4 separate regions of the Mus musculus genome follow, and regions 2, 3 and 4 are each linked to region 1. A link is a loop called in an ENCODE intact Hi-C map of the cell type or tissue named here. Cell type or tissue: left cerebral cortex. All regions are shown on one strand. Each heading gives the region's core, and the rest is flanking DNA. Links, peaks and the distances in the headings are about the cores only. Region 1 overlaps Cacnb2 (calcium channel, voltage-dependent, beta 2 subunit). Region 2 overlaps Nsun6 (NOL1/NOP2/Sun domain family member 6). Region 3 overlaps Cacnb2 (calcium channel, voltage-dependent, beta 2 subunit). Region 4 holds the start of Nsun6 (NOL1/NOP2/Sun domain family member 6).

Evidence for each region. A loop is a pair of places that touch in the nucleus more often than their neighbours do. Peaks named below come from ENCODE experiments on the same cell type or tissue, not always from the same donor. Only the 100,000 strongest peaks of a DNase experiment are listed, where the experiment ranks them.
Region 2: it touches region 1 in a loop (2.1-fold over the local background); 4 of 42 quality-filtered maps call a loop at or near these places.
Region 3: it touches region 1 in a loop (3-fold over the local background); 2 of 42 quality-filtered maps call a loop at or near these places.
Region 4: a loop joins it to region 1, with 2.2 times the contacts of the local background. A loop is called at or near these places in 2 of 42 quality-filtered maps.

Annotation. Positions count from the first base shown.
Region 1 is chr2:14,868,909-14,876,392 of GRCm38, reverse strand. It overlaps Cacnb2 (calcium channel, voltage-dependent, beta 2 subunit), which reads right to left. Exons shown (of 14, transcript NM_023116.4): 3 at 1,504-1,623. Among named protein-coding and RNA genes, the nearest start is that of Gm13269, 110 kb to the right of the region's middle. In left cerebral cortex, for the core only: no CTCF peak of the experiment used is centred there; DNase peaks (open chromatin) are centred at 1,622, 1,893, 2,396 and 3,204; H3K4me3 peaks cover 1,763 bases; H3K27ac peaks cover 1,482 bases.
Region 2 is chr2:15,037,099-15,044,582 of GRCm38, reverse strand. It overlaps Nsun6 (NOL1/NOP2/Sun domain family member 6), which reads left to right. Exons shown (of 11, transcript NM_028950.5): 3 at 2,277-2,356; 4 at 4,741-4,850; 5 at 6,356-6,509. Among named protein-coding and RNA genes, the nearest start is that of Nsun6, 8.5 kb to the left of the region's middle. In left cerebral cortex, for the core only: a CTCF peak has its summit at 4,028 (motif pointing right); a DNase peak (open chromatin) is centred at 4,057.
Region 3 is chr2:14,735,517-14,743,000 of GRCm38, reverse strand. All of the region lies in intron 2 of Cacnb2 (calcium channel, voltage-dependent, beta 2 subunit), which reads right to left. Gm13269 (a long non-coding RNA gene) reads left to right here. Exons shown (of 4, transcript XR_374014.3): 3 at 2,342-3,389; 4 at 3,512-4,269. Among named protein-coding and RNA genes, the nearest start is that of Gm13269, 28 kb to the left of the region's middle. In left cerebral cortex, for the core only: no CTCF peak of the experiment used is centred there; DNase peaks (open chromatin) are centred at 2,372, 3,320 and 3,814; H3K4me3 peaks cover 2,746 bases; H3K27ac peaks cover 2,335 bases.
Region 4 is chr2:15,045,800-15,053,283 of GRCm38, reverse strand. It overlaps Nsun6 (NOL1/NOP2/Sun domain family member 6), which reads left to right and starts at 3,972. Exons shown (of 11, transcript NM_028950.5): 1 at 3,972-4,362; 2 at 5,981-6,136. The coding sequence starts at 4,288. In left cerebral cortex, for the core only: a CTCF peak has its summit at 4,003; a DNase peak (open chromatin) is centred at 3,947; H3K4me3 peaks cover 1,354 bases; H3K27ac peaks cover 928 bases.

The DNA.
Region 1 (7,484 bases), core at 1,230-6,229:
ATTTTTCCTTGACTTTTCTTTAAGTTCAGGTGCAAAAGATACAATGTGGAATTGGGTTCTGAATCACAAATCACATCAGTGACAGTGTACCCTTGTGGTACATTGATGTTACCAGGCAACCACAAAACACATCTGTGACAGTGTACCCTTGTGGTACATTGATGTTACCAGGCAACCACAAAACACATCTGTGACAGTGTACCCTTGTGGTACATTGATGTTACCAGGCAACCACAAAACACATCTGTGACAGTGTACCCTTGTGGTATATTCATGTTACCAAGCATCCATTATTCTCAGTTCTTTAGCTTTGGCTTTAGAGTGTCTTCCAATAGCTAATTTGTGGCAGTGAACAGGTAAGATAATGGCAACCAGGTTCCATTTTGCTTTCCACTTTTCACCGCCAGAAAAGAGAGCCCTCTCTTACAGATGTTCTTAAGGTCTGTCTAGCAATTAAGGCTGTGAGACCCTGAGATCCTGCCAGCTGTTAATGCAGACGTACTGTCTTTTAGAAGTCAAGGTCTCCCAGCAGTAGCTTGGTAACCACGCCACGACAGCAGCTGTTCTAGAGGCCATGAATATTACACAAGGTCTGTCCATGCATTCAAGCCAAGCCGCCATTCCCATAGCAACACACATAGATTTTACTCCTCCTAGAGATTAGGCAACAGGCAGAAACCTTGTGATAATGCCCTGATTTCTCCTAGCAAGATCAATGCCCTACTTATTCTTTTTCCTAGTAGTGATTTTTTTTTTAAAGACAACCAGTAAGCGTTTTGAAATATGTTCACTCAGAGGTTACAAACCAAGACACCCTCACAGATTGTGGGCAACAATCTACGGTTTCAAATGAGCTATTATTCAAATGTCTGCAGAAGATAATAAAATTCCTATCCTAAAGGTAGTGAGCTCTGTCACGGGTTCCTAGCCTGAGTGAAGTCCAGCCTGGGATGTACTCCTTGCAGACTGCAGAACAGGGTTTCATTTGCTCCTCCGTGAGCACACACTCCATCATAGAACAAAAAGAAAAACTTTCCCTAGGGGAGGTCAGCTTAATTAATGAAATCCTTTGTTGCTTTCACTTGCCTAAGTAGCATAAATAAACATAGCAGGAGAGCACTGTAAGCCCCCTATGAGGTAGGTGTACTTTACAGTTGTTTTAGGCTGGGGAAATAAACATTAGCATCTATACTGTTTTGTAAACAGAGATGGTTCACTGGCAAGATGAAGTTAAATATTTTGGTATTACATGCAGTTTTTCCTCTTTGTGTATTTGGAGATCCTTTTGATTGTGTTTAAATTAACCTCCCACCACGGAAATGAGTTGCTTAGATTAGAGAACATTAAAGATTAAAGATTAATATCACATTTCCCCCAATTATGCCCGTGTTAAGCCAGCTGATGGTGTACTCCAGTGGATCAGGCAGGAGATTCAGGGGATCCATCCACAGGCAGGCCCCTCCAGGCACCGTGCCCTTCCTCCCCCAAAAGATGTGGGTTTACCTTTGCTTTTTCCAACTGTGCCTGTGCCTGCCGCTCAGCTTCTCTACGTACTGCCTCCCGGTCCTCTTCCAAAGACACATCTGAATCGGATGGGCGGCTGGTGTAGGAGTCTGCCGAACCCTGCAGAGGAGAATGTATATTGTTAAATAGATCCAGTGAGTGATGGGTGCACTGGAAAAGCCTCACTGGCGTGGCAGTTTGCTTCCTGGAATAGGCTGTAAATTCCTGAAAAGGGGAGAAAACAATCCATTTGGCAGCAACCCACCTAGAAAAAACACCCTTCGCCCTGCACATTCTTCATTAAGGTAAGCTGTGTGGACCAAGACACCATTCCTTCCCCAGGTTCATTTACCAGAAAGTATCCTTTCTGGAAGCCTCTACCAGTTCTTTTATCATTAAACCAACTGTGCGGTGCAGTGCAGAGCTGAAGGACATTGATACATTTCAAGGATAACTCCAACACCAGCCTGAGGGCTGGAACAAGTATTTACACCCACAGAGACCAACAAAACGCATCAAAGGAAGTCTTATGAGTTACAAACTTCAACCCTCTGTAATCTTGCTGCCGTGATACAACTCCCACCATCATCTTAAGGGTGTTTCTCTACATCATTTTCACCTGCTACCTTCTCAAACAATATGGTAAAAGACACTCCAGCCTGCTCCCCTCCCTCGTTCGGGGACATGTTTAAAAATACCTGTACACAGATATGTAGTGAGAGCTGGCTACGGGCGACAACACCTGCTTGAGAGATTTCCTCTGGCAATAAATTACAGCGCAGGAAAGGGAGCTCAGAAAAATGTCTGGAATCTCCCTAGCTCCCTCTCATGCAATCAGGAGCGTATTAACTAAATCAAACCACCTTCTCAGCAGGCACTTGCTGCAACAACGGAAAAGCAAAGAAAACACTGTCTCCCCCGGAACAAAAAGCCCTCTCGCTTACACAGATGTCCGAACTCTTCAGCCTTCCTCCCTTGGCTCTTTTCAGAAGCCTGATCCAGGTGGCCTTCATGAGCCGGGTAGCGCCTTTATCTTCCGCAGCTGCAGCCCAGGGCACAGATCCACGGAGCGCGCGGAGCCCTGGAGAATCCTAGCACCTTTGCTATCCATGCTCTAAGAAGCCCCTCTTCTCAGTCCCCTTCTCCCTCTGGGGCTCTCACTCCCAGCCCCAGCAGACTTCTGTCTGAGGAGAATCTTCTTATTTTCCCATCTCAAGAGGGAACACACACACACACACACACACACACACACACACTCACACAGAATCTAATAATTTCTATTGCTTTCGAAATAAAGACAGGTGCAAGTGCAGAGACTGTCTTCAACTTGTTTAAACTCAATGCATTATATCGCTCTTAAAGATTCTCTTCTCTGCACTGGGTTTGTTAAAAGAAATTAGTTTCAAGAGGACATTTAGCATAATAAAAGTAAACAAGCAAACACCCCCCCCCCCAAACCCCACTATGCCCTGAAATTTCCAAGTATAAAGTTCAAGCTTTATCTTTAGAGATCAGGAGGGGGAGGAGGGGAGGGAGGATGCACTCCGTGCACTGGGCATGCTCCATAAGAAGCTTCTTTGCAGATGCCAGCATCACACTCTTGGTTTTAGTCAGACTGCCATTTTCCATCCAAAGTGTAAACAGCTGGGAGGGTCTCTCAGATTCTATAGTAACAGGCACATGGTGTGCCTGTCAGCTTCTGCTCCAGATGAAGCCCTCTCCCAAAGACTAAATCTACTGTCTTCTCATTGAGAAACCATTTCCCATTCCCTGCCAAAAACAAGGCACGCTATGCCATAAATAACAACTCATATAATCACAATAACCATCGCATATAATATTGCACAGCACAGATCGAAAAGCGCCCATTCGTCTTACCTAGAATTAGTCTGTAGAAACAAGATGCAAGACAGAGCGATATGGCCATTTAATTAGGGCATAGAGTCATCATAGCTTTATAAAGCGATGGACTTAATGGAGCTCAAAATGACTCTGGCAGTGAGAAACCATGACTAAAATAGGTATGTGAATTGTCATAGGAATATATAGAGAGACATTTCAAAGCCTTGTTGATTTCCTAGCATGTTAACATTCACAGAATACAATAATCAAGTCCAAATTCTTCCTGTAGATAAGGGGGCTGGGGCTTAAGAAAGGGCCATATGATTTCCTGGGTGAATGGGGTTATATTTTTAATGTTTCCATAAGAAGAAATACATATTGCCAAGTTTTAGAAAGTAAACAGTTTGAAAACAGACTGCATCTATCAAAGTAGGGTACAGGACTACTTACTTTGTCCAGCCTCATCTAAATTTTGGCTGGCCAAAGTGGCAGGTGTCTCTAATGCCATCACTCAGGAGACAGAGGCAAAAGGATCATGTTTCACTAGACTGGGTTAAGAAATGAGATGCTGACTCAAAATAAACAAATTAATTAATTAAAAAAAATGATAGTAGGAACCTCTTCATCCACTTCACTTCCTTTGGCCACTTAACTAAATACTGATTTCCGGAAGCCAAAAGCTAGAAAATATGTAAGACAGGGACTACATAATAATAGAAACTGGTTGCACCCCAACCCAGTATTGTGACATAAATTAATGGCCTGTTTATAGTGTTATGAAGATAATGTACTGTGTCAGGGGCTTAGAAATTCTTTGCAATAATTTTTGGTTGAAGCAAAATATAAAATGGACAAACAAATCTCCCAACACAGAGGTGATTTCTGATGTTTCAAAGCCTCTCACATCTGTAGCACCAAACTGGGAAATAATCAAGTTCAGTTAGACTCCATGGGGGCCTTGCTCCCTTTGTTACCAGTTTGGGCATTTAAAGTGCTAAAGGTTCAGTTGACACCTCAATGCAGATAGAAAGCCTCTCATTGGTGCAATCGCCATGTCTAGCCAGAACACCAGTCTCGCTGCAAACTTCTTTATCCTCCAACTCTTACATTTTTTTTTTCTGCTCCCTCTTCTTGTCCAGTATTTCTGAGCCATAGAAGTGGTGATACAGATGCGTCCAGATTCCTCAGTTCAGATTCAGGACTTCAAAGTTGCTTATTTTCTATATGTTAATCAGTTTTGAGTTTCTCCATTAATTACAACCAACTGCTAATGAACTCATTGCAAATATGGCTACCTGTGCTAGCACTGTGAAGGACTAGACTCATCACTATTTCCTCGTTCATTCAAGAGGGCTTTGTGAGGGTTATATCCATTAAAGAGTTAGGAGAAGGTAATGGTCACTGGGGGAGGGATATGTCACTTTCATTAGCAATTGATATGTTGCCCATGTTCTAGTAAATAACTCCAGACTCATGCTCAAGGGAGCAACTCTAAACTCAGTGCAACACGCACACACGCACACACACACACACACACACACACACACTTATGGAGGTCAGGCAGCGAGGCAGGGGGAAATGAAGGTATGTGGGAGCTTTGTTGGAGGAAAGGCATCAATGGGCAAGAGGGAATTGGTGAGGTTATAAGGGTGTGTATGAGGGTTGATAACAATCAATCATATATATGCATGAAATTATTCATGAATTAATGATAAAAGCTAATACGATTTGCCATTATAAAAATCTCATTATCATCATTATTATTTTTAAATAGAGATAGTGAGATGGCTCAGTGCTTTGTAACACTGGCTTTTCTTCTAGAGAATCCCAGGTCCATTCCTAGCACAGGCATGACTACTCACAGCTATCTGTACATTGAGTCCCACGGGATTTATTGCCTCCTTTTGGCATCCTTGGGCATCAGCACTCACACGGTACACAGGCAAACAGACATGCAGACCAAATAGCTATATACATTAAATAAATAAATAATTCAAAACTCGAAACAGAGATTCTGTCATTAAGAAGCTCATCACGTCACGAAGAGAATGTTCCCAGGACACAAAATTTTGCTTTCTTCATTCTCTTCTTTTAAAAGAAGTAAAATTGAAAAAGTTCATTGCTAGCGACCAAGTTTAACTTTTACACAGAATAATAATTTTGATGGTGTTTACAGTTTTAAAGAGTTTAGCAGACTCCCAGAAGTCAGGAGGCAGAGGCAAGTGGATCTCTGTGTGTTTGAGGCCAGCCTGGTCTACAACATGAGTTCCAGGACAGCCAGGGCTACATAGCGAAACCCTGCCTTGAAAAACAAAACAAAATAAAATAAAACAGAAGAAAAGAATTCAGCAGTCTTTAGAAATCATTTCACCAATATTTGTTCATGATCTTTTGAATATTTGCAGCAATCCACTAACCTCTATTTTCTAAAATGAGACTGAGCTGCTCTTCTTAGGAGCTCACTCTATGTCTAAGAGTATAAACTCACAAAATAGTTGCTATAAGGGACATATATACCTGTTGTGGAAAGAGAAACATGGCCATGTCCTTGAATTCTCCCATCCCAAGATAGACACTGTTAAATACTAGAAGGTTTAGTGTCCAGAATTCCTGCATTTTTGAAAGACACACTTCTAACGGACTCATCACACTTAACCTTCTTCCTTCTGGGAGCAGCAAATTACAGCAGAGAGAAGGTATCTATGCAGTTAAGCTTTTGCCTTCCCTACCATATGAGCTTTCTGGGTCATCGTGCCTGGAGTCGTCTTGAGATGAAAACATCTGGCAGTCATTTCCATAACTATTGAACAGGTTCATTATAAAATGTCTCCTTGATGAGTTGGTTGCTTGTAGCATCTGTCCTTGCAGACACACTATATGTTCACCTATGCGTATTCTTCTCTAGCTTCACACTCACATTGCCAATTGTACAGATCAAAAATGCAAGTTGAGCCTAACGTCTACCAGTAGGGCATCTCAGGAGCATCTATATTGATTTTCAGAAATCTCATTGTAACTCTGTGTTAATGCTTACAGGAAAACTTCATTAACTCAGAATGATTTAGGGTTGTATCTTCTCTTCAGTTTCTCTTTCTGCTTTTATGTTTGTCACCTATGTGTATAAACAAAACACTCCCGGAGCTCGTGTCTCTAGCTGTATATGTATCAGAAGATGGCCTAGTCAGCCATCAGTGGAAAGAGAGGCCCATTGGTCTTGCAAACTTTATATGCCTAAGTACAGGGGAACGCCAGGGCCAAGAAGTGGGAGGGGGGAGAGAGAGGGGGGAGGGCATGGGGGACTTTTGGGATAGCATTGGAAATGTAAATGAAGAAAATACCTAATATAAATAAATAAATAAATAAATAAATACAAAAGCAAAACACTATCCTTTCCTTGAGTTTTTTGGTGTGTGAAATTTGCTTTTTTGACTGCTTCACAATCCTAACTATCCCCTATATCACCATTCTTGATCATTTTTGTGCTTTCTTCTTTAAAGTCAACATGATAAGAGCTCTAAGCCTGCCTGAGAGGAGCAGCCTGAGTCTCAAGTGGTGCCACCTACAGCTGTAGGAATCTTCCTATGAAATCTAAAGCAATGTTCTTGAGCAAAACCAACTTAACTTCTAGGTTTTCTAGAGGCACCTGGATTCTCCACCTGGAGACTGCAAACCTCCTTCATAAGACTATACCAACTCAATACCAAATTCCACTCAAATTGTTTCCTGGCTTGGACCAAACATGGTACAGGTGTGGCACCCCAGTCCCTCTCTGGTCAGGAGGGAGAAGGATAAGAAGCAATGGGACAGGTGAGGCACCCCAGTCCCTCTCTGGTCAGGAGGGAGATGGCTAAGAAGCAATGGGACAGGTGAGGCACCCCAGTCCCTCTCTGGTCAGGATGGAGATGGATAAGAAGCAATGGCACAGGTGTGGCATCTCAGTCCCTGACTGGTCAGGAAGGAGATGGCTAAGAAGCAATGGAGAAGCTTCGCTTGCACTTCTTGCTTAGCTGTAGCTCGCTGCTAGGAAAGGTAACCCCTTCACTCCTCATATTGTCACTATCTATAGTTTAAAAGTTTGGTTTTCATTTCCAAGAGTGAGTTTGTTTGTACTGTTATGACAGTTTCCTGACTCATGGATT
Region 2 (7,484 bases), core at 1,208-6,207, 170 kb before region 1:
TATCACAGTGTAAGCAATGTGAGTAGCTGGTCAGCAATGTAAGTGGTTAGTAACATAAACAAGGATAGGGATTAACCTTAAGGCTTGAGGTAAGACAAGAGCTATCACATCATCTATTACAGAAAATGATTAGGAAATGTAAATTAATACAGAAAGATGAATAGCTGCCTAGGACGGTAATGTGGGATGCTGGCGAATGCTCATGGAGGAGTTTTCTGGGAGGATGGTAGTAACCTGAAGCTGGATTGGGGTGATGATTGTACAGTTCTTTATCTAACCTGTGTGTGGAATGCAGTTTATGATGTAAATTGTACCTTTGAAAGGAGGTTTTAAAAAAGGCAAGGGTGCATGGGTGGAGTGGTATGGTGGGTAAGGGTGCTTGCTGCCAAGCCTGGTGACCTATGTTTACTTTGTTATTGCTTTAAAAATAAAGGGTAGAGGAATGACATCAGGCAATGTACTTGGCCTGGCAAAAACAGTTCATTTGTATTGCTATGTGGGGCAGTCACTTGCATGGTTGTCTTTTCATATCAGGTTTACTTTTTCTGATGGAAAAGGAAGAGAAAAATGTTGACATGACAGATTTGTCTCTATGTAAAATAATTTTTGTACTGTAAAGCAGAAATGTGTGATAAGATTCATCTCCTACTTGGGAACATCTCGTTACAATAGTTTCACTATATGCTTATCAAATGATGAAGCAGAGAAGGATAGGGAAGGGTTTGACTCCAGGGAGAAAGGGTTTGCCATTCAGCTTGCCCGTCAGTCATCTGCTGAGTGTGGTCATAGTCTGAGGTATCCTCTGGAAGGAGTAGGAGAGATCTGCTGAGTGTGGTCATAGTCTGAAATGTCCTTTGGGAGGAATAGGAGAGCTGTTGGCTTGGTGAACTAAAATAAGGAGTTTTTTTCTCACTTTTACACACTTCTAATTGGTGTGGATTCTTCCAAGTGACACAATGAGTTTTATTATTACTCGTTCAGGTACTGTGGGAGAATTAGTAAGTGGGTAAAGCAGAGCCTTCAGGCATCAACTTCTCAGATATTTGCATATTTTCTCCCAGAAACTATACTTGGTGCCTGTTCTCTTACCTACCATCTACGCTTTATCATGATGATTGGAGGGTGCCTAGTCTAATTCAGCCTGCATTAGAATAGGCCTGTTCATATTCAGCAACACATTTTCAAGGAAAAATAACCCTGGTGTATGTTGATTGGTAATTTTACATTATATGAACACTGGTACGAAAGTTGATCTCAAACTTGTAGTGTATCTGTAGGATTAGAGATGCCCACAGTGAGTCAGGTGAGGTGTGCCAGTAGCTCTTTGGCCCTGCATGTATTTCTAGTCTAACCAGCTAAGTATAATAGATTTTGAAAATTCTGACCTTCTAATAAAAGTATTTTTGATATCAGTAAAATCAACATGGTGTGCAATGTTGGTGGTATGTGTCATATTTAGTAATTTCACAATACAGACTAATATCTTTAACATCCTATTCTGAAACTTTCTAAATGACTCTCTGTGCGTATGAGTTAGGATTGATCCGGCATCTCTTACTAGATAGCTCAGTTCCCTTTACTCAGGGTCATCTTTCCTTGTCTTGAGTGCTAAGATTACAGATGCACACCACTGTACCCAGCTTAGAAAATGGTGCCTGCATGTAACTATCAGAGTAAGTCACTTAAACATGGTTTGTGTTTTTACAATTGAACAGTACACAGAATTAAATCCTGTAAAGAAGTCCGAGCTGGGTGTGGTAACCTGTGCCTGTAACTTCAGCCCCTGCAGAATGTGAGACAGGAGAATTGAAAGCTTGAGGCAAGTGTGGGCAACATAGGGAGATTCTAACTCAAAATTCAGCACTTGCTAGTATGTCCAGCCCCTAGCACTTCTTCCCACTAACATCAGGATGATACTGACTCAGAGAAGAAATAGTTAAAAATGTGTTTAATGTTACAGCATTCCATGAAGTATGTTGGAATAGCCCTAAATCAAGTTGCCCACAGTAGGAGGTGGTGACACAGTGAGCCCTGTGAGGTTTACCTGTTGCACTGGGTGCTGTCTCATTGTGGGCACGGTGACACAGAGAAGCCTGTGAGGTGTACCACCTGCACTGGGTGCTCTGACACTGTGTGCACGGTGACACAGAGAAGCCTGTGAGGTGTACCACCTGCACTGGGTGCTCTGACACTGTGTGCATGGTGACACAGAGAAGCCTGTGAGGTGTACCACCTGCACTGGGTGCTCTGACACTGTGTGTGTTTGTTCTTAACAGCAGTTTGGTGAATCCAGCATTCCTGTTGTTCAGCATCCAGCCCTCCCGGATGTCTTGCTCATCCCCATGACTGGACCAAGGTTTGTGGCTGTTTCCTTTTCTCTTTTTTTCTCCTAAATTAAAACTCGTCCCAAGATGTTTGCTTGTTGACTGTATTGTCTGCATTTTTAGAGACTCTCTAAACCCAAAAGTCACAGATTTGTAATCACATACTTCATGCTCCATCACATCTTGTGTGACAGGACCAGGACTCTATCTGATGACCTTGATAGTAGTGCATCTTCCATCTGTGTAGTGTAGTGATGGACTTCATTCTTACTTTTTAGACGCTTCGTTTTGTTTACTTATGTTTCTTTTATAAAAAGATTTACTTTTATTTTATGTGCACAGTAATTGTCAGCTTATATGAATATATACTATGTATATATGTCAGCTTATATGAATATATACTGTGTACATGTACCTGCAAAGGCTAGAAGAGGCCATCAGATCACCTGGAGTTATAGATGGTCGTGAGCTGGGAACTGAACCTGGGTCCTCTACAAGAGCAGCAAGTGCTCTTAACTGCTGAGCCATCTTCCCAGCTCCTGTTTATCTATAGTTCTTATGAGATTCCAGGATTAAAACGATTTTCGAGTTACATTAAATAAGTATTGTGTTTTATAATTGGGTTCATAAAATTTTATACTGAACAATTATGTCTATTTACTGGTTGACATAATATATATGTGAGATGTGATTCTCCTCATTTACATATTTGGAAGATGGAAGATGTATTTTTGAAAGTTGAAAAAGGCTTCCATATTATAAGAATGCCTTTCCCAAGTAGCACATGAAGGACCTTATTTATGCTATAAAGTATTTAAACGTGTTATGGTAAATATGAAAATGCTCATGTTGCTAAAGCTTTGAAATACTTTGATAGTAATAAAACAATGGAAATACTAACTGCACACACACACACACACACACACACACACATGGGCGCACGCGCGTGTGTGTGTATATATATATGAATGATGTATACTAGCTTGGAAAACATTCTTGTATTCTACTCTACCAGACAACCCAGGTTGATTCTGCTCAGTTCTGAATCAGTGACTGCCGTAGGTGATGGTCACAGGCCATTTGGTTTACATTTTTTATATGGATGCAAAATTGCTGTTGATTAGGTTCAGCTTTTGGCTGTCTCTCATTCTGAACTAATAATCTTACTTTCATTTAGTTTCTCTCTCTGTCTCTCTGTCTCTGTCTGTCTGTCTGTCTGTCTCTCTCTCTCTGTGTCTCTGTCTCTGCTTTTCTCCTCACGTACAGTATGAGGTATGCATGATAGACAAGCTGTCCAGCACAGCCTGGCTTCCAAGGCTCAGTCCTCTGGCCTCAGCCTCTCTGCACTGGGGTTGTAGGCATGCCTCAGCACACTCAGGTTCATTTTGTTGCTGAGGATCCTGTCCGAGGATGATGAGCAGAATTTCAGTAGGCTTTTTTTCTTTTTACTTTATGAAAAACAAGACAGTTCTATCATTGTTGTCAAAGTGATGCAGTGACTATTTGAGAGTTGTGTAAACAGATCTGCAGAGTTAACTCTCATGATGATCTACTGTTCAGAGATTTCTGCTAGCCCTGGACTTGAACTCTGTTTTAAGAGAGGCCCATTGCCAATAGTTTCTAACATACGTTGTCTGTCTTCCCACTCTGTTTGTCTCCTCTCTCTTAATGCTGTTAGGAAGACAGTACTGCCTGTTAAATGACCACGCAGCTTTTCATGCCGCACTCCTTCCTTCCACCAGAGGGCCCTCTTTTTCAGTTTTTTATTCTCTCTCTCTCTCTCTCTCTCTCTCTCTCTCTGTGTGTGTGTGTGTGTGTGTGTGTGTGTGTGTGTACACTCGAGTGGGTGTCAGAGGACAACTTTCTCCTTTCTCATGGACCCATGTGGATCGAATTCAGGCAGCAGCTGCCTTTACCAGATGAGACATCTTTCCTGTATTTATTTTTTTCTTTCTTCAGTGTCTATTCTTTTTACCTTTTCTTTCTTGCTGTGTAAACTGCCATTCTATTTATATCTGTTTCAAAGCTTTTTCTCTGTGGTTTATTTAGGAAAATCAAGACTTAACAGGCTATGCATATAAAGTCTCTTTAAATAATATTTTTAATTTAAAGTTTTATATATTTATACTGTGTGTATTGCCCATATCCATCCACTAATATGTCTAATGAATCTTTTAGAAAGCTTATGGTGCTGGGCAGTGGCACATGCCTTTAATCACAGCACTTGGGAGGCAGAGGCAGGCGGATTTCTGAGTTTGAGGCCAGCCTGGTCTAATGAGTGAATTCCAGGACAGCCAGGGCTATACAGAGAAACCCTGTTTCAAAAAACAAAACAAAAAAAGCAAGCAAGCAAGCTTATGGTACTGGAAAGATATTTATTCTGTAATTTTTTCTTTTTTTTTTTTAACATTCCTAGGAAGAATATAGAAAGACAACAGGGTGAAGTGATTGTTGGCGCACAGTGTGGCAATGCAGTGTTAAGAGGGGCCCATGTCTATGTTCCAGGAATTGTGTCAGCTTCAAAATGTAGGTATAAGATTGAGGACACCCTACAGTTCATGAACGTGATGGGTTGGAAATTTACATACGTTAAATCTGCCTTTGTTAGATACTTCCTGAGAATTTTCCATGGAGGATTTTGTCCTATAAAAATAAATGTTATAATAACAGTTTTAACTATTTGCTTGACACAGTGCAGAGTCACTTGGGAAGGGACTCAGTGGGGAATTGTCTAGGTCCCATGGCTTTGAGCTTATCTGTGGCAAATTGTCATGATAATGACCATTGGAATAGGAAGGCTTGCCTGGTATTGGCAGCATCCCTTAGGACGTGGGATCCTGGAAATGTAGGGGTGGAGAAGGCAAGCATTACTTACTGCTCTCTGCTCTTGAGTGAAGGTAAAGTGACCAGCAGCTTCAAGTTAGGATCCACATAGACCTTTCTGTCACTGTTTGCTTTTCCACAGAAGAACTTAGATGATAGGACTTCTCTAGGGAACAGAGAAATACAGAGCATAGAAGGGTAGTGAAGGAGACTGAATTGTGCAGTGACACAGCATAGGTACCCTCATGCACATGGCCCAAGCATGGATATACATGTGCACACAGACACATTTTATTTTTCTTATAAAAGGTGGTGAAGTTCCATTTAATACTCCTGATTTCACTACCTTAAAACCTCAATTCTGTCTCCTCTCAGGACATTCATGAGGGTGGCCTCCAGAATCCCAGACAGTGGCTTAAACTTGGCGTTCTTCTTGGGTTCGCTCTGATAATGGTGAATTGCTTGTGCTAAACTGCTGCAGTGCACCCTTACTGGCTCGAGTCAGGAAGCACTGACTTGGCTCTATGACAAACCTGGTCAGTTCCTGGACCTCACCCATCCTGTGTATGATGATCTGGAAAACGATTGCTTTATGGCCTGGCGTGACTCTGGTTTCTTTTTTAGTATACACTTTTATTGACTCCTTTTGTTGGCAACTTAAATGTTGAGTATTGAGTCATGATACTAAGATTTATATAGCAACCTTTACTTAGTATTAGATTTTGCGGAAATAAGTCATATAAATGATGCCTCCTGTTGAAGATTTAGATAGTATGTTTTGAGTACCATTTCTGTATTTTCTTTTTAATAATATAAATTTTATCAATATATTTTTCTATACAGTTCTAGAAAATGTGTACACATGAGGCAGTTTATAGCGAGCATAGGATGGTAACTGTATCAAAGCCCAGGAAGTGATTTTTTAAAAATCATTCTATTTGTTTACATCTCAAATGATATCCCATGTCTGTATTTTCAATGAAAAAAACATAACAAACAAACAAACGTACGTACGTGTCCAGGTAGATGTTAGGGGCTCTTTAAAGGCTCAGCGTTTAGCGGCTGCTGAGGATTATGCTGACATAAGGAGCCAGTTTGTCTTTTCTCTTGTCCAGATTGGTATTTCTACAGATAACCGTTTTAGCTTGAAGGATTTTTACTTGTCTGCTAAAGCACAGGTTAACAGTTTGATTTTCTTCTCTTTCTAGTTATGAAAGCTGGAGATGTTATTTCCGTGTATTCTGATATTAACGGCAAATGTAAGAAAGGAGCCAAAGAATTTGATGGAACTAAAGTATTTCTCGGAAACGGAATTTCTGAACTGAGCCGCAAAGATATCTTCAATGGGTTACCTGATCTGAAGTATGTCACTGAACTCTGTGGGAGGAATAAATTCCTGTCTGTGGTTCAAAAAGCTCAAAACAGTGAAAAGGCATATTTTGTTACACTATATAAAAATTTCCATGACTTCAGCTGGAAAAAATGAGCCCATATTTCAATGATTTTTGGAAAGAGCTCCTTTTTGGTCAAAAAGGTAAATAGATTAAAAACCAAAGCAGTAGGATGTGGATGAAGCTAGTGGTGAGTGCATTGCTGACCTGCCAAGAGGCCCTACGTTTGGCCCTTAGCAGTGCAAAGCAAAGCAAAAGCCCAGGTGAGTGACTGATCACACTGTAATTGGGTAAGAATTTTATCCGTCCTTTTACATTTTAATTGTTTAAACTTTAAAGAACAATGCTTATCTTAATAAAAAATCAAATGAGTTGTTTTTTCAATCATTCTCATTCTCATTTTATCAAAGAAAAGTTTAGTTTTAATGTAATTCAAATATAAAAAATAAATTTTAACAAAATAAATTAAACCTGAAGTATAACTTACGTATGACTATTTATGGTCAAAACTAAATGTTTCAATTCTATTTGTTCAAGCCACACTGATATACAATTAGTTGTAAGTCATATTTGGATGTTGGTAGCGCTGAGTAGAATACAGCCTTGAACAAGTGAGGGCCTGCTTCGGCTGTTTTTTTGAGCTTGGTTTTGGAGAGCTGTGGAGCACCATTGCTCCGAGGTTGACTGCTGACATGCATGCACTAAGCACTGTGAATTGAGCCGTTTAGAAGGGTTCCGGAGTCCACATTCTGAACAGTGTCACATTGGCGTGGCCTTTCTATATGAACGAAGTCAATTCTCCTAAACAAACAGATAGTTAGGCTGTCAGGCTCTAAGACAAAACAAGCTTGCAAATGGCTACAACCTGATTTCCTTCTTCTTACAATGCTTGGTTGATACAGTGATGTCTTGCTTTGAGTGCCCTCTTTAGTTGCTTGCTAATGGT
Region 3 (7,484 bases), core at 1,284-6,283, 130 kb after region 1:
TAACTATGTTTATTCAGGAAAAAATGTATAGAAATGTTCGAAAACCTAAAAAACTTAAGAATATAAAAAAAAAAAAGTCTACTCCTAAGCATTTCCAACAAGGTACATTCAATCTGTATAACCTTTGCCTAGTATCCACAGCACCTGTGGGTATCAATATTGATGGAAGTTTGTCCCGTATATAAAATGGGATGAAACTTGAATATAACCTGTGCCCATTTTCTTACACACTTAAATCACATCTAGATGATCAACATGTAGCAATACAATACAATGTTGGTAGTTATTATGCTGGACTGTAAAAGAGTAACGAGAGAACTGTGTATGTTCAACACACACATAACCTCTTTCAAAGACTTTTGATCCTGCTGTGAAATTCACAAATATGGAACTTATGATCCTGGAAAGCCATCCGAACCCCAACTAAACACTTAGAATGGCAATTGAGCCCTTCTTCCAAAGGATGTAAATGTCAATGTTTTCCAAGTTCACATTAGAGCTCTCTATGTTTGAATTAATAAGTTATTCCATTGACAGCTTTTCATATCATTTAATAAATCAGCAAGGCAATTTAGATAAATATGGGAATTGCCTGTAAGGTATAAGTCAGATCAAAAAAATTACTTTTACGTAGAAACAAAATAATGAGGACTAAGCTCCCAAAATAAATGATAATGTCAAATTAGAGACTTATGTACTGAGTCTTCTAGAGAAAAACAGGGCTTCTATCCCATAGACGGCACTCATTGTGCACAGCACAGGTTCTGGGTATATCAAGCCAATGTTGAACAGGAGAGGAAAGAGAGCTAAATAAAATTAGCGGCTATGAAAGGTAAAATGCTAGAAATGAAGGATGGTGGCACGTGTATAAAACTTTCTTTGCTGCCCACATAATGTTACTGTTCTTTCTAAAAGACAAGGTTAGAGTGGGAGGAACCTTTAACAAAGCTGTCATCCTAAAAAGAAAATGGTTAAAAAAGAGGAAAAAAAAAAAAAAAACTCCCAGAAGATTGAAGAAAGACACACCCATACACTCACACACACACACACCCAACTTAACAATGGATATCCTATCTGAGGACACATCCCCAATCAATCCTGTAGCTGTACAAATGCCATAGGGTATACCAGTACAAACTAAGATGTGTAAACCACCATGCATCCTAATGTGCCTAGACCTCTATGATACATGCAATCTGTCACTGGGTGAAATGCAGTCATGCAATGGGTAACTGCACACATATGACATTTTATTTACATGCTTTTAATTTACAGTGTTTTACACACAAATATATATAATTATATATAATAGATATCTAACTCATATGCATATATATATATATATATATATATATATATATATATGCTTGAATTTAATACTGGCATGATAGCCACAAAATATTCTAAAAAAAAAAATCATACACTAGACCAAGGTATATGGGTTTCCAATGTCTTTAAAACATACATATGCTATATATTGTTATGGGTCCTTACTCAAAGTACAGGGTAAAAAGTTTGATAATTATAAAGAAACAAGTGTCGTACTTTTTATTCATGACTCCAAACAAACAAACAAACAAATGAAACCAAAATAACAAAAACAGATTGTAGTGTCTGTTCTTTTTATGTATTTTCATGCGTATTTACAAGGGGCAGAAACAAGCCAAATATAAATCATAGTCTTGAGAGTATATTTCAGAAACCCCTGACAAACTAGGCAAATGGAATAGATTTCTTCTAATTCCCAATAGAGAAGACAAACAGAAAGACAGAAAGCCACACAAGTCAGAGTCCTCATTAATCATGAAAACAGGCATTTTTAACGACATTATTTTAAGATTTTCATTTTTAGGCAGTTTTACACACTAAAAAAGTTTGTGGCACCTGTTTCCAAATCTTATTTAAAAATCAATGAATTTTCCTATGGGAAAAACCATCCATCTCTGCAGATGTCATCCTTAAAAAAATCTTGTCTGGCTACCTCACAACTACATTTACTCCTGACCTGTCTGTCAGCTGTTGCATTCAAAACACAAACAACACAGAGTACATAACAATTTTAAAGCCGGTTCAATTAAGGGAGCTTTTAGATCTCTTATCTATTTATTTAATAATGGGAGATCTTTCCAAATCTTATAGGAATGCAATGATCCTGTTGTCCCTCCTAGCCCCGATCTTCAACTTTATGCTTGAGAATGTAGCAGATTTTGACCTTGTTTGTCCTGAGGTCTCAGATGAATCTCATCTACTGGCCAAATTCCCAAGGTCACAGATTTCCTTAGTGACACCCTTAAGAATTGATTAGTGTTCATTGTCAATTTTCCATTTGTTTTGCATCCAGGAATCTCAAGGCAGTGTGAAGCCATTCAGCACTGCGGTCTGGCCAGCCTGCATAAATCGCCTGCTCTCTTTCACAGCCTTCCCTGAAAATAAAGCGACTGCACACAGACGGCGGCGGCGTATGAAAATAAAGCCAGGGCTTCCTCCAAGCCTTTCTGCTTGCATAGCAGTGCAGTGTATTTCAATTAACATCCAACCTTCTCCAACAGTGCTACTTCAGTATTTGTAAGAGCCTGCCTTTTAGAATTTAATACTCAGACAGCCATTTTGCAAAAAAAAAAAAAAAACACAGCAGGTCCATAAAATAAGGGCTGTTTCAGAGAAACAGGGGATGATAAAGCCGTTGAAAAGGCTGGCGGTATTGCAACAGCTGTGTCATCCATCAAATGATTATCATCTACTATTATTTTTTCTGAAGCTCTTCAAAACAGGATTTCACATTAGCTACTGTGGCTGTCTGTAATTTGACAAACTCCATAGCAATTCATTTCTAGAAAATAATTTCCTTTCTCATGCCAGGATTCAAATATGAAAACTCCAAGCAAAAGAGTGTATCAACTGGTTTGAACTGATACTGATATCTGAGACAATAGATTACCCCCCCTTCCCCCCCCCCCCCCCGCACACACACATACACACATCAAACCAGTTCCTCTACAAGTTATTTCCAACCTTATTAAAGTAACCAAGAACAAAAGATAAACACACAGAAACATCTCCAGAAAGACCTCAGAGTATTGTAGCCCTCAGGTGCCTTGACAACTCATGGCACAAATGATTGATTTTCTGTTTGGTTCAGCACGGGGATTAAAGCACCCAAAAGCAGCAGCACGAACCAGACGGACACAAGTTACATTTTCAGCTCCCAGCTACAACTGTACAGCAATAGAAACTTACATAGGACACCCGTACTCGCCGGCGATGTACCAGCCCGCAGCACTGCATGAAGAGGTGGCAGAACGCAGTCAGAGCGTGGCTTCACCAAGCGGCACCGTGCCTCGGCTTCTCGTCACGGCCACTGTCCATTTCTTCCCACCTTCCACTCCCAGGTAAGAGTCATGGGCAAATCAACACTTAGCTGCTGTTTCTAGGTAGGTTTTACACATTGCTGTTTTTGCAGGCATGCCAAAACTTTGTTCTCTCTGACTGCCTTTTAAATTTTTTCTTACAGGTAATTTGAGATCTTCTTTCAGGGGGCTGCCTACTAGCAGAAATCTAGAAAAGGTAGCATTTCTCTTCCTGAAGAAGCTATTGCTAACACGGAGTTTTGCCTGTTCAAATCATCAGGGTTTCTGAGCGAGGCTTTTACAGTAGCCATGCTCAACCCCAGAGATTTTTCAAACCTCAGAGCCTTGCATTTCATCAGGCTGCAGTCTGCCGCTTCAGAAGGAGGCGGCCTACTCTGGCTGCTGTTTATGTGACTGTTTCTGAGAACAACGCTCCTGCCGCTGTTTGGCTGTTACATCGCCCTCCTCACTACGCACAGCCTGGCGAGAGCATCCTTGATTCACTGGTACCTCGGTAACATTGTGGGCATATCTGATTTGCTCTTTCTCCCTCCTCCCCTTCCACTGACAAATGAGTGAGTCTAGACTTTAATTCACTGTGGGTTCTTAGGACTCCAGAGCCACCCTCTACACTGTGAGATGCATTGTCCTGCAGTATGTATTTCACAGGAATTTTAAGGAAGATTGTTGGAGTAGCCTTAGGACCTGACTCACTCAGCCACTGCGGCTCCACAGTTTTTCTTTCTGCTTGCCAAAGACTCATTTTCTACATTGAAGCATGTTAAATAAGCACAGATCTGGCAGGCAAATGTGATCAGAGTCAGACCTAATTAATTGGTTAAATAATATATCATCTATGATTTTAACACACTAAGCCGAATGCTCCGTAAGTCTGAGTGCTTATAGGTCAATACTCCATGTAAACTATTCTTTATCCCTTTCCCCCAAGGACACAGCTTTCTGGCAGAGAGCAGATCTTTACTCTCTTCATCTGAGGCCTTGTACATGCCACACCATGAAAGATGAATCATTTAGGCATTGGGGATTTAGCTATTAATTTGGATGATATCAACCATTCTAATAAGCAATGATTCATATATAACCTTTTAGTACACCACACATATTGACCCAAGTTTGCTCCCACACCCAAGTCACTCCATATTACTTTAAAAGGTACATTAATTAACTTCCCAACATAGTCTAAGATCAACAACCATTGTCATGCTCCTTAGGCCTGTGGAAAATTAGACTAACTCCCAATCTTTTGTTCATGTTTTCTTTAGAGCCTGGTTAACTGGCCCCTGTGTTGCTGTTATTCATCTTAGGCATGACTGAGAACTGGAAGGTGTCTCTGCTTTAATTCAGACTTCTTATATGACTGGCAGAGGAACTGAGACCCTTAGTGCTTGGTAATATAGCAGTAGTATAATTAATAGCCTGGATTTAACACAGTCCTCAAATTCTACGGCGTTATTGCATACTACAGGTTTTAAAGTATCAAAGGGAAAAATATGACTATATAAAAAGGTGGTTCTCAACCCTGCCACCCTTTAAAACAGCTCTTCTCATGTTGTGGTAACTCTGAACCCTAAAATTATTTAGTTGTTACTTCATAATTGTAATTTTGCTACTGTTATGAATCATAGTATAAATATCTGTTATGCTGGATATCTGATATGCAACCTCTGTGAAAGGGTAGTTTGACATCACCCCCCCCCCAAAGGGGTCACAGGTTGAGAACCACTGATGTAGAGCTTTGATTAAGTCAGACACATTTCTAAATTAAACCGGGAATTAACTTTTGAATTGTGTCTTCTAAAGAAGGTTGACATTTTTTGGACTATACAGGATACACTCCTAGTACACAGGATTTCAATTTGATTATTTTGCAGAAACTTTAATAAGAAATATAGTAATCTAATAAACACAAAGTCTAGGTTTTTAAATAAAATTTTTGTATAATTTGATCATTTTCTTTCCCTTCCCCCAACTATAAGAGAGAGAGAGAGACAGAGAGAGAGAGAGAGAGAGAGAGAGAGAGAGAGAGAGAGAGAGAGTGTTGGTTAGGGAGGTGGGAAGGATCAAGGGCTTTTAAAAAGTCCCCCTGTCTCACATTTCATAAAAACAAAGAATAAAAATGTCAAAAAAATTTAAAAAGTCAAAGTTAGAGTAAGATGAGAACATTGGTAGAAAGTCATCTCTCCTTGAGTTCAGAATTCACTTCACTTTTTATTAAGTATAGTATTTTTAAACACAATATGTGAGAGATTCCCCAGTTCATTAGAGATTACACCCACACTGCCATTCAAGAACCCAAGAAAGAATGCCGAGCGCTCTAAGTGGGTTCTGCAAACATTTGCTGGGTACCTTCTATCTTCTTGGTTCTGGGTTAACTTGCTGTGAATAGGAAATAATAAGTACATTTCATCTGTTACTCCCCTTTTTTTTTTTCTCCTTTCTATAGGGAGTCCATGCCACCATCTTTCTATAAGGGTTGACATAAGGCAGGTGCCACCATACTGAAAACAGGCTCTAGATCTTACATCATAGCAGAGGGAAGAGAACAAAGTGACAAGGAGAAATGGGACCGCCCAGCAAACAGTCCCTATCTATCCCTCCCAGGTACACTCAAGGCTCTGTAAAGGCAGGGATATGCGGGCTCCTTTTACAAGACAGGCAGTGCTGCAGCCAATGGGCAATAAGTAGAGGAAGAATTCTGGGTAACTAGGCAGTAAATGCAGCACAAAAATGTACATGCAGACTAGATACACGCTACATCTGCTTATGTAAAATATACAAGGAAAAATGTGAGTGGTCTACATACTTATAAGACAACACAGATACACCTAATGCTTCGAGATTTGTATTTCTATTTCCTGTCTTGGATTGTTCTGTGTGTGTGCACGTTTATGTACCTTTCCAGCTCCTGGGCTTTTTTGAAAAAGGGTTTCACACCACACAGGATATCTTCAGATTTATCATGCACTACACAGACAAGGATGCCATTGCACCCCTAATCCTTCAGTCTCTACCTCCCAAGTGCTAGAGTTACAGGTATACATCACCACACCTGGTCCAAAGTCTTCAAACTAAACTTCATCTTCCCAGAAATTCAGACTACCCTTTTGTGTACAGTCTGAGCATTGAGCACAGAAAATGACAAGAAGACATAAATTCACACTTGAGTCTTTGTTATTTATTTATGTATCATTTCATCCATAGTAACCAGAATAAACATAGAGAACCTGTACTAAGGCAAATAGTCCAGCTTGCCTAGCAACTGGGGGTTGGGGGTTGGGGGCTGGGGCGGTACATGTGACTAGCTTCTGGCCAATGAGAAAGAAGCAAAAATGTCAAGTATCAATACCACGGATGTCCTTAGAGGGACTGGACCTTGCCTTCACCTTGTACTCTTCTCTCCCATGCTGCTCTAAGGTAGATGTAGTGCTATAGCAACACAGGAAAGCCTTCCCCACATTCCAGGGACACAGCAGTAGGTTTCCAGTCTCTCACTGGGAGCTGCTGTATCTGTTGGAAGTGGCTTGTCATGGTATGGCATTATAAAGAGAAACATGCTCCCACATTATCTAAGCTACTCCTATTTTTACCCCAGTTAAAAAAATGAAACCCGTATTTTACAAATACCTCTGGGTGTTAGTGTTAGAGTGAATAATTAATTCATAGTATCCAAGGAGTGTATAGAAAGGTAGGAACTTATGGGGCAGAAAGGTGAAACAGGGAGAGGTACCCAGTTCCACAACAGAGTTCAGTCAGATTTTATCCAGCAGAGCAGGAGAATGACTCGATCTGGTAAATGTGAAAATAACTGCCTATTTTTATTAGCAAGTAGGAAAAATAATCATCGTTAGATGATTTGATCTAAAAATACTGAACTCTTCTCCCAAAACAGAAACAGATTCTCCAGTAAGAAATCTGAAACTGCTGAGCTTACATACTGGCAATTAGTGTGCAGCTACTAAGTAATCAAATCAAATGAAGTTAATCAAATAAATTGTGATTTATGGAACTCACCACAAAGCTAATGAATGGTTCAGTGAGGTATTTTGTAATAATATATGGTATCTTTACATTAAAGTATTGTAACATGATAACAAAGAAAGAGTGATTGAAGTCATT
Region 4 (7,484 bases), core at 998-5,997, 180 kb before region 1:
TTTCATTCAGGAATATCCTATTAGACACTTTTAGATGCTGTAGATGATTAATTGTTGAAAACAATTTAATATCATTCTTGAAAGTAGAAAAGAATGTATTGATAAATTTCTGATGAAGTTGTTTTAAAATTCACAGAGGTTACACAATACCTTGAGCTTCATAATTTTTGCTAGACCAAAATATCTTTAAGTTTATGACTCTGCTCATATGTGAGCAGTGTGGCTTTTTTCTCTCCTCTGTACTTCTGGGATCACCATAGCAAGCCTCCCCAGAGTTTTCTCCAGTGAGTCTCCCAACAGGTGCTTGGAAGCTGTCACCTTGTGCTTATCATTTGGAGACATGCTTACTGTCTTCCTGGATCCAGGAAAGGCACAGTGGTTTGTAAAATACCCTTTGTAGGATGGTTTTGAAGCTGACCCATTTTGTGCGATGCTCATGGTCCTCTCCTCTTTATAAACAATGTACCCTGCCTTTTGTTACAATCTTGTACTTAGGGCGAGGCCTATTACACATTTATATAACCTCCCATTAAAAACCCGGAAATCTGCACTCCTCCCTTACATAGACGAGTTAACTCCTGATCTGTTTGAATTTGGGTCACTTAGTTCTTCCTTGCAGAGTGAAGACTCTTGACAACCATTCCTCCAACATGGGTATAAACATATCTTAACACGTAGTGAAGGTTGCCCTTTTCCTACACTCTTTAAGTCAGTTCATGTAATTTGTTTGGTCTGTAGTAACACTATAAAGTATGAAATATTATATCCACTTAATGGATCCGAAAAATGAAATATAAGAACTTTAATAATTTGCCCATGGCTGCAAGAACTGGAATATGAACCACAGCAGTCTAGATCTCTAGTAAAATTCTTAACAATTAAGAAGTTACTCACTCAACAACCTGATAAGCCCCATATTCTAAAGTTAAAAGCATTTTATTTTCAGAATCTTTACTGTTTTGTTTCTTTCTCAAATGTTAAGTACACATTCAGGACCAAAGAGCTGGTATTTAGGCTTGTAGTAGCTGGACTGCTAAGTCTTCAGAGAGGTCTGGCTTGCAGGGAGTTTAGTCCTTAGTGTTTCATAATAGCAGCAGGAGAAATGAGGAAATCCCAGTAAGGTGTGGATTATAATTTATAGAACTAATGATGAATCAGTCCAAACGTTTGTGTGCTTAATTCTGGCAGCATTTTGAACCAGATTCTATTCATTTATTCATTCATTTGGCTTTCCAAACACTGTAAGTTCTAATTTGTAGTTTCTCAGATGAGGCCAATTGTATTAGAAAAGCTGAATATTGTATTGACAGGATTAGATTTGTGGCTAAATGGATATGCAAAGATATTACGTTATCTTTACAGAACTCTTAAGATTATCAGGAGGGGGTGGGTGTTAGAAATGCCTATAATTCTGTCTCTCACAAGGTTGAGACAGTAGGATTGTGAATCAAGAAGCGCCTGGGCTAAATAGGGATGTTTGTCTTCAAAAATAAACAATTAAAGAAATGAATGGGACTAAGTAGAAATTCTAGTTAGTAAAGTGCTTGCCATGAAAGCACGACGACCTGATTTTTAGATGCCCAGCACTTGGATTCATCATCATCATCATCATGGTCGTCATCATCCAGCTGAGCCAGGAGTGTGAGCCAGTAATTCCTGCTCTGGGGAGGCAGAGACATGACGTGCAGATCCCTTGAGCTTGCTGCCGGTCAGTCAATCCAGTTAAGTCAGCCAGCTCCAGATTCAGTGAGAGACCTTATCCCAAAAATGAAAGCTGCGAGTAATTGTGAGTGCACATCAATGTCTGGTTTCCACATATATGTGCACATATGTACATCTGGACCTGCACACACACACACACACACACACTCACACACACAAACACACACACTCATACAAGAGAAAAGCATTGAAAGAAAAAGAAGTTTCCTGTAATGGAGAAGTGTAGAATCCAGAATTAAGTCAGTCCCCCAGATCAATCTGAAATAAAATCCTCAGAGATAAAATGAGGTCATAACCAAACTTAAAATGATGATATCACATCATATTTATTTCTCCCACCGGTCCCTGCTTGGGGGCCCATACTACCCCTTTAAAGATCTAAAGTCTCTGTGACATTTGCATGTTTATATAGGAGTCTTCCATTGCTTAGACAGAACATCTCCACTCTACTAACTGCAGATTTACCACATGTTTTCTGGTCACTGTTCAAGTGTTCTGAAGTAGTGAACTACTTTATATCAAATGCATATTTAACAACAGTTTCCTTTTCTATTTCACAAAGGTTTGATTAGTCATTCAGGGAGTGCCCTTTATATGTCAAACAATGAGTATTCTATGTGGAAATGAAATTTCTCCCACATGGACTTTCAAGTTCAAGTTTTCTTTATTTTTTTAAAGACTTCAACTATATCTAGTGTCAAGGTTACTACAAAGTTGTCTGTTGAAATTCCTTTGTGTGGGTGGTCTAGCCCTCTGAATCCTGGGCAAAGCATTCCATGTTGCACCAAGATGTCATTTACCTGTTCTCCCTGCCTGAATGCAGCAGAACAGGCTACCCTTCCCAGGTCAGACTGTGCTTGGTGACAGCAAGGATAGAGTGCACATAGACACATAACCTTTCCCAGAGTTTGATTCACCTGTGCCCCCTTGGCTGCTTTTATATTGGGTAGCTCTATGAAACTAGTTTTATGTTAACTGCTGTAGATTCATATCACAGCCATATAAAATAGTGTGGTGGTTCCTGGAGGGGAGGCTGCCTGTCCTGCTGTAAGCAAGCCTAGCAAACTAATGTATTTCTTCAATTTGGACTTGTCAAGTTTTTCTTCAGCCACATCACTCTTATTTGGGGGTGAATAGATGTTTATGTCCTGTCAGGCATGTCATGCAACACTTAACACCTGTGTCCCAGACACATTCTGTTAGTTTCAGGTGATGAAGTCAGGAAGGAATCCCATGCATTGACCACAGATACATGATCTTGTGGAAAAACTGGGTACTTGTTTTAGAAACTGGCTTACTGGTCTATAGCCTATTTTCTTTTTCTGAGATTGTGGAAAGTTATTACAACTCTTGGAACTTTCTTTTACTCCTTGAAAACTGCTTATAACCACTGTGCTGAGCTGTGGCAGTGTCTTTGTCATGGAATTTTCACCTAGTAAAGACTTGGTGTGTCAGTTATATATATTTTAAAGCCAGTGTGAAAACTTAAAAGATTAAACACACACCAAGCAAAAACCCTCCTCTATAGTTACCTATGAAATATGGCTCAGAACAACAAAAAGCACAAAACAAACAAACCAAAACAAGCAAACCCTAACCCAGTGGCATTGGAGACAAAAGTATTCATCATGTTCAAGCATAAAACATCCCACTGACTTTGGTTAGTTATTTTTAAACTCTTGTCACCTCATTACCATCAGGGAATTCACATCAAGACTCTTGTTCTCTAAAGCACGTTAACTAGAAGCTTCATGGCTAGTTGTAAACACTATTAGGGGATTTTAAGTTGTACCTGAGTACCCACGGGTATTAGCACATTCAAAAAATATGGGTACTAGGGTAGGAGATATGGCTCAATAGTTAAGAGCACTTGTACCTGCATAGTGCCCAGGTTCCATTGTTAGCTCCCATATGTTGGCTTACAACCTTCAGATCCTGGGTTTGATCAAAGAGGCAAGCACATGCACTCAGGCAAAACATTCATACTCTTGACATAAATAAGTCTTTAAAAAAGAAAAAAAAGTGTCCGAGGGAAGCCTCCACCGCTACTTGTACTGGGACAATAAATGGAAATCTCCCTTATTTCAGGTTAGTGAGGTATCCAGTTCAACCCAGCATTCAAGAGTCCCAGGATGTACCCGGCACAGTCCTTCCTAGAAAAAGCTCCACCCTCAGGGGAGGTGATTGGCAGATGCAGGTTGGGCACGAACAGAAGGCTGGGCATCGAGTGCCGGAAGTGACGAACCCAGGAAGCGACTTTCTGTTCCGAAGCTGGGGGCGCGGTTTTGGAAAATAGCATGTCAGAGTGGATCTAGGCGCTGTCTGTTTTCCGATCTGCGTTTAGGTACACTTTTTGTCACCAAGCCCTATTTGGCGCAGTGTCGCAGTTCGGAGCTGTCTCACAGCATCCCAGAGAACGACAAACCTTGGGCCCTGCTCATTCCAGAACTCAGCACTGAAAGGCATTCTTGTGCTCGTCCATTGGCTGGCAACGCTGAAATTCGGAAATAAAGACTGCTTCCCAACATTTTCTTGGACAACTTAAAACAGAAAAAAATCAAAAGAATGTATGTATTTCCAAAGATATCTTTGAGACCTGAAGTTGAAAACTATCTCAAAGAGAGCTTTTTGAACGAGGAGGTAGGTCACGTACATAGATGTTTGCCAAAATTCTGATACAACTTCAGCAGAAAGAAGGGGAATATGTGGTTAGTTTTTGCCACTACTTTATTGGAATCTTTAAAAACAATGTGGTTTTTTTGTCACCATTGATGCTTACTGAGATGGAGATAAATATATGCTCACGTTTAGATGTAAGACAAAAGAAAGTGTTACGTGTCTGTCAGCCCTTAGTACTGAAGGGGTAGCAGAATCAACCAGAGAAGTTCCCTGGCCACACAACTCAAGACTTCCACAGTAGATGCACTTGTTCTGTTAAAGTACAGGCTCTTGTACTTACTCAGGTGATCAGGGCACTTTGAGTGCCTCATTAAATGCCACCAGGTGTTTGATTGGAAATGGTTACAATTTAGTCTAATAAATCATGGTAGAGTGATTTGGTTTCATTGTTAAGAACACCAGAGTCTAAGCAGTCCTCTTACTCATCCAAACTGACATAATTGTCAAGCAACTAAAGTTCAGATATAATGATTAAAAAGTCAGTTTTAGAAGCTATCTATCAATCCATCCATCCATCTATCTGTCCTTCTTTCATCTATCTATTGAAACAGGGTTAGAGAGTCAGGTGGATTTCTGAGTTTGAGGCCAGCCTGGTCTACAAAGTGAGTTCCAGGACAGTCAGGGATACACAGAGAAACCCTGTCTCAAAAAAAAAGAAAAAAAAGAAAAGAAAAGAAACAGGGGGGTTTCTCCACATAGTAGTGGCTATACTGGAACTCATAAGGTAGACCGGATTGGTCTTGAGTTTACTGTGATCCACCTGCCTCTGCCTCTGCCTCCTGAGTGCTAGAATTACAAGCTTGTAATCCACTGAACCTTACTGGAAAATGTTCATTTTGCATGAGTTACCTTGAATTAATTCTTACTAATAAAGCTTAAAGCTTAATTTATTCTATGAAAATTGAATGGGTTATAAGTACTTTCGAAGGTTGTCTTGGGGCATCAACCTTAAGTGAAAATCACTACATTGGTTTGGCAGGCATGTCTTAAAAAGAGTGTTAGTTACTTGTTACTGGCCACACTTAGCACAGAAATTCCCAGTGAATATTGATTGCCTTCTAGTAAAATATCCCTGCATGCTCTAACCACCTTACCTTAACCCCTTGGCAACGTGGATATTTTTCTAAATTTTTGGTTCTTTAGCAAAATTCAATCCACTAAAATGCTCTTTAGTGTTATTGGAGCTGAGATTTTAAAACTTATTTCCACATCTTATTTCCAAATATTGTTCATAGGATAAACTATATGGAAAGAGAAAGTATTTTATGCTTATTTCAAGGGGTCTTGGGAAGTATATATTAAGAGAGGAAGGGGGACAGTCAGTGGTCAATTTCAACGGTTTTAGAATGATGAACATTATTTTATGAAGGATTGATGCAATCTTTCAGGTCATCTCCTTTCCAAACCCACAAGGTATGACAGCTTAAATGAAGAAAGGCCATCCCATTTGTAAAACAGTTTGGAAAGGAAAGAAGTAATATCAACCAAACTAAGCCTTAAGTTTAACTTAACATTCCTTAAGTATGTTAATACTGATGACTACACACTGAAGCCGAGACCTGACTTCTTCTTACTGCAGGCTGTGTCTGCTTCAAGCAGACAAGAAGCAGAAAGGAAATTTGAGACTCTGCTGCTTCGCCTGTCACACCCTCCGTCGATGACAACTGTCAGAGTGAATACGCATTTAGGCTCAGTTCAGCATGTCAGAGGTCTGCTGCTTGAAGAGCTCCAGAAGGTTGGTGCAAGTGTGGTGTGCTGGGCAGCCACACTTCTTTTCTTTAAAGATGTATTTATTTATTTCATGTATGTGAGTACACTGTCGCTGTCCTCAGACACACCACAAGAGGGCATCATATCCCATTACAGATGGTTGTGAGCCACCGTGTGGTCCCTGGGAATTGAACTCAGGACCTCTGGAAAAGCAGTCTGTGCTCTTAACCACTGAGCCATCTCTCCAGCCCTGGCAGTCATACTTCTATTCTCTGCTGCACCACGTGCCACAAAATCCCATGGATAATAGGATAGTCTGTTGTTTTAAACTTGCTTATATACAGAGTTTATTGTTCTCATATAATTTTAAACAAGCATAGCGAAAGAGTTAAAGAAATATATTTGAGAATTAGGTGTTCAATTAAATCATAATCATCTATATGATATGTTGACAACATTTCAGTGGAACATGTCAATTAAGTATATGATGTTACTGCAATTCATAATATACTTATACTCAAAATAGCACTGTATTGAACAGAGATTTAAACATGTGTGAATATTCCAGTTGCATAAATAAGAAATTTAAGTTATGAAAGTTGTTTTAAGGTTAAGAGATGGGGTTAGATTGAGTCTAGGATTTCTGCTTCTAAACGTATTAGAATATTAGTATTTAGGCTAAGTTTCTAAGCCCTCTTGGCTTCATTATAAAAATATATACAGAACTTCATTCAATCCTTAAACCTACTTGCATAATGAGCAAGATATATTGATTACGACTGATTGTACATTTAAGATGCGTTCAGATATGAGGATACCTGCTAAGTCATTGTAGAATTACATGTGTTCTTAAAATGTTTATTGAGTGAGCCAGTGAGTTTATCAGGCATACTTATAGAGCCAGGGTGAGAGGTGCTTATTGGAAAGTGGCTGGCTCTGAACAGGCACTGCAAAACAAAATCCCAGCCCATCATGGGTGATGAGCTCATAGAAGCTGCATCATGGAGGCACACTTTCCGTTCACCACCCCAGGAGTTTATTAATTGTGGTTAACTCAATTAAACATATATGTCTTTTATAAAATCCGAGAATAGGACAATATGAAGAATATGATTTTAAGATTTTTAACCAATATGTTTTGTCAGTATTGCTCATGTACTAGGTGGAAACAGGATTGTAAAGTGACATTTATGTTGTGTAAGCAGAAAAGTAATATCTGGTTATGTAATTTTTGAGACAAAGCCTCTCTCTGGCGGGGAGCTCACCAGCTTCCCGGGTTGGGGTTTGCTCCCACTCTTGGCTTTGTTTTTCAACCCAGCATAGGTTTGGGGTTAAGCTGAGGTCCTGATGCTTTCCTGACGGCAGAGCCCCAG